2 separate regions of the Homo sapiens genome follow, and region 2 is linked to region 1. A link is an interaction called in ENCODE POLR2A ChIA-PET data of the cell type or tissue named here. Cell type or tissue: PC-3. All regions are shown on one strand.

The links. Peaks named below come from ENCODE experiments on the same cell type or tissue, not always from the same donor. Only the 100,000 strongest peaks of a DNase experiment are listed, where the experiment ranks them.
Region 2: POLR2A ChIA-PET joins it to region 1 with 15 read pairs; 4 of 35 experiments call an interaction of 5 or more read pairs at or near these places.

Annotation. Positions count from the first base shown.
Region 1 is chr2:159,599,690-159,602,189 of GRCh38, forward strand. All of the region lies in intron 1 of BAZ2B (bromodomain adjacent to zinc finger domain 2B), which reads right to left. Among named protein-coding and RNA genes, the nearest start is that of BAZ2B-AS1, 14 kb to the right of the region's middle. RefSeq lists an enhancer at 1-42. In PC-3, no CTCF peak of the experiment used is centred here; a DNase peak (open chromatin) is centred at 1,282; H3K4me3 peaks cover 403 bases; H3K27ac peaks cover 1,000 bases.
Region 2 is chr2:159,327,803-159,330,302 of GRCh38, forward strand. All of the region lies in intron 34 of BAZ2B (bromodomain adjacent to zinc finger domain 2B), which reads right to left. Among named protein-coding and RNA genes, the nearest start is that of WDSUB1, 42 kb to the left of the region's middle. In PC-3, no CTCF peak of the experiment used is centred here; no DNase peak of the experiment used is centred here.

The DNA.
Region 1 (2,500 bases):
AGTTTGTGAGGCTGAGGCAGGCGGATCACAAGGTTAGGAGATCGAGGCCATCCTGGCTAACACGGTGAAACCCCATCTCTACTAAAAATACAAAAAATTAGCCGGGCGTGGTAGCGGAAGCCTGTAGTCCCAGCTACTCGGGAGGCTGAGGCAGGAGAATGGCGTGAACCCGTGAGGTGGAGTTTGCAGTGAGCTCAGATCGCGCCACTGCACTCCAGCCTGGGCGACAGAGCGAGACTCCTTCTCAAAAAAAAAAAAAAAAAAGAAAAGAAAAAGAAAGAAAGAAAGAAATCTGAGGGATAATTGGGGGTACTATAGTAGGTAAAATCTCGTAGAATGTCCCAGGCTTGCTTTCTAGCCTGAGGAGAGGAAATATCAGTAATTTTTAAATGTCCTAGCTCAGATTCCTTAGAAAAAGTTCAAAAGTTAATTTTGTAGCTTTAGTAGTTGTACATAGTGCATAGGCTCAAGGATACGCACAAGTTAACTCAAGGAAGCCTGTGTAGTTAATATTTTTGCACACCTATGTAAATAAGCCATACCTCATGAGACCGGCCTTTTGGGGGTGATCAGGAAAAATCTTTAAGATAATTATTGTATGATCACATTGCTACAAAATCTTACCAGAACCATTCCTGCCAAACAATTCAGAAACAAATATAATTCCCTAACAAATTTAGGAATATATGATTATCCATAAAAATCAAGAATATACAAATTAAAATAATAATATTCCCACTGTTAAAAAAAAACGAAAAAATATTCTCAACTTCCAATTGCAAGAGTATACAAAATGATACTAATTCTTCTGAGGGGGATTTTTGTGGATATGTGAAAAGAGCCTTTAAAATCTGAATAACATACATTCACATGATCTTGTCCCGAAATCCACCAAACAGGACAAAAAGGACCAAAATTAGTGTGGGAACCAGGGAAAATACCAGTACTCTTTTAATAAGACTGATTCTATATGCATATGCCCTAAGAGGGCAAGGTTCACAATTTAGTAAGTAAGAGAATATTCAGAAATGTCCTAACCCATAACTTTCATAGTTGCCGTTTAGAATCATGGGGGGCCTATAAAAAGAAGTGGGGGGAATCACAGATCTTGGGACACATGTTTGCAGAGCAGAAAATAATCGAGCTACTTTTTTGGCCTCATCGTTTTTATTTTTCTCAACCTTTCATTAGAGTTGAGGAGACAGCTTTGAAGGTGAGGATCAAATCTGACTAAGCAGACAAAAGCTCTGACTCATCACACAAAACTCATAATCCACAGGATTACAGAGAGTCATTCTCTCCCTCCTCCCACTCACATCTTCAGGTGTGCCAAGTTCTCCCTAAAGCAGGGAAACTGCTAAAATCGAAGTTCCACCCTCACATATAGAACAACAGCAAAGATCTCAAGAGACTCAGAGAAAAAGTTCTAGGAAAAAATATATGTAAACTATACTTCCTGTTGCCTAGCTCTTCTTGCCTCTTATTCCAAATATTTAAAATGATCAACATCTATACCTGTAGCACAAATCATAAAACAAGGAACCAAAAAAACCCCTTCAACAACACTGAGGTAAACAAGCATTACCAGTTTCCCAAGCATTTAATAAAATTCAACTTCCTTTCCCGATTTTTAAAAAGTCTAAAGAATCACTTGCACCTGGGAGGTCAAGGCTGCAGTGAGCCTAGATTGTGCCACTGCACTCCAGAATGGGTGACAGAGTGATACCCTGTCTCAAAAGAAAAAAAAAAAAGGCTGGGTGCGGTGGCTCACGCCTGTAATCCCAGCACTTCGGGAGGCCGAGGCAGGTGGATCACAAGTTCAGGAGTTCAAGACCAGCCTGGCCAACATGCAGAAACCCCGCCTCTACTAAAAATACAAAAATTAGGCAGGTGTGATGGCAGGTGCCTGTAATTCCAGCTACTCGGGAGGCTGAGGCAGGAGAATCACTTGAACCTGGGAGGCAGAGGTTGCAGTGAGCCGAGATTGTGCCATTGTACTCCAGCCTGGGCGACAGGAGCGAAACTCTGTCTCAAAATAAAAAAAAAGATAGAAATAGATGCATGCTTGCTTAACATGATCTTTAAAAATACATATAACAAACCAAAAGGTAATATCATAAAAAAAGTTTAAGTACTAGAATCATTTCCAAAGTCAGGAAAAGAGTGCCCAATGTTACCAATACATTGCAAATAGTAGTCAGCTTAATTTCATTCTTTATACAATAAAGTTACAAATACTAAAGGTGGCAAAATTATCTTTGTTTGTATATGATTATATATCTAGAAAACCCTAGAAAATCAACTGAAAAATTATTAAAAACAATAAGAGTAATTCAATCAACAGTCGGTAGGATGTTTTGGGGAAAACTGGAGTCTTCTGGAAGAAAAATAAGTTGGGAATCTAAACTTCACTTCTTTCACTTAGACTCCACCATGCATAAAGATTTCAGTTTAAAGCAAGATAAACCTAGGAGCCATAAATGAAAAAAATGATACACTG
Region 2 (2,500 bases), 270 kb before region 1:
CCTGTAATCCCAGCGCTTTGGGAGGCCCAATGGGGGCGGATCGCCTGAGGTCAGGAGTTTGAGACCAGCTTGGCCAACATGGTGAAACCCCGTCTCTACCAAAAATACAAAAATTGGCTGGGTGTGGTGGTGCACACCTGTAATCTCAGCTACTTAGGAGGTTGAGGCACAAGAATCACTTGAACCTAGGAGGTGGAGGTTGCAGTGAGCTGAGATCACACCACTGCACTCCAGCTTGGGTGATGGAATGAGACTCAGCCTCAAAACGAAAAAAAAAAAAAAAAAAAAAGAAAGTATGAAATTGAAATCACAGAATCAAAAAACTTGTGATTTTTTAAAGACAAAAAATGATGTGTGTCAGCTGATGATCTCATTAGATAGTGCACCTACACATACTTTAAAAGCAAACTTTTATCAAGTTACTCTGTTACCTGATTACTTTGCTCTTGGGCAGGGCATTCCCCCAACCCCCATCACCTTTTCTTGGCTAGAGTACAAATTCAAAGAGGAACTTAGTGGGTCTTAAGCAAAACTTATCAGATTTCATGAACAATGGTACATATCTTTCTAGTTTATATATTGATAGAAGTCACAAACTGGTGGCTCACCGGCTCCAAACAGGCCACAGAATGTATTTGGTTCATATAATGCTTGTAAAAATTCTGAATTTGTTTCCAATATTTAATATTTGGGAGGACATAAAAATCCATAGTCTTGACTTCCCTTGAAATATTAGTGGGTTCTGGAACATGGGGCCCACATTCCTACATGGCAACAATTGGGTGGAGTTGAGCTTTGACTATTAAATTTAAATAGGGCCATGACTCCCCTGTTTGCCACAGTGCCCATGAGGGGTCCAATGAACTCTTTCATGTCATTTACTTGGCTTTTGTAGGCACTGAAGTTTGAAATGTCTAATATGTGAGTTTGTGTGTGTATGTGTGTGTGTATCTAAGAGTGTATATTCATATAAGTGGCCCTCCATATCTGCAGGTTCTACATCTGTGGATTCAACCAGCTGCAGATGGAAAATATAAAACAAAGGCCGGGCACAGTGGCTCATGCCTGTAATCCCAGCACTTTGGGAGGCCGAGGCAGGCAGATAACTTGAGGTTAGGAGTTCGAGACCAGCTTGGCCAACATGGCAAAACCCCATCTCTACTAAAAATATAAAAGTTAACCAGGCATTGTGGAGCACACCTGTAATCTCAGCTATTCAGGAGGCTGAGGCAGGAGAATCGCTTGAACACGGGAGGTGGAGGTTGCAGCAGTGAGCCAAGATCGTGCCACTGCACTCCAGCCTGGGCAACAGAGTGAGACTCTGTCTTAATAGGAAAAAAAAAAAAAAAAAGAAAATATAAAGCAAAAAATCCAACCCCCTCATAACAAAACAACAATTAAAAAATAATAAATAAAAAACAATATAGTCTAACAACTATTTGCATAGCATTTATTGGGTATTTATTGCATAGTTTTATTGGGTATTATAAATAATCTAGAGATGACTTAAAGTATACAGGAGGATGTGTGTAGGTTATATGCAAATAATATTCCATTTTATATAAGGAACCTGAGCATCTGTGACTCTGGTATCCATGGTGGATCCTGGAGCTAATCCCTTGCAGATTTGCAGATACTGGGGTATAGCTATGTTGTATATATATGCACACACACACAAACACATACACATCTTTTCGATTCTGTGATCCTGTGATCACATATATACATACATACACACACACATACACGCAGAGTAAAAACAGTTAATCAGGATAATGTATGCAGAAAAAGCCACTTGAGAGCAAGGTGTATGTATAGTATAAATATTTTTAAATAACTATGAATTAAATTGAAAGATACTTTAAAAACCTTAACCCTTCATTATATATCAAAATCAATGTTTAGAGTTTTACTGTTGTAAGAAATATCTAGTTCACTACATTTAAAAAACAAAAAAAGCAGAAGCTTAGAAAGCTGTACTCACATAGAAGGGCTTGAATGAGATTACAGATCTTATGTCTCCAAGTTTACTGCTTGAATGGTAGATAGCTAGGATACTAATTTAAGAAAATTTATTGAAAACAAACGTCCAATGACCTACCAGGTGATACTCCCAAGACCAAAAACACTAATCTGTTAGTAATTCATAGAGTATTAGAGAAACTTTCTATAACTTAAGTTATGAAGTTATAAGATAATTTTATGTACATCAGTGAAGACTGCTGTTAAGTTATATTTAACTATGTATGACAAAAATGATCAATGAGAATAATCAAAATAATCAAAAAATGACTATTAGTGAATATGATGCCATGTAAGACCACTTGCTATCTTGTGAAATATAGTCTAAAATATAAAATACTAAAATAAACATTTCACAGAACTATAAAGTTATAAAAACTTTCACATTTATGACCTTATTTGATCTTCACAAATTCCCACAAAGCAGATACTATCCCATTTTACAAATGATAACCTCGAGGCAAAAAAAGCACTCCCA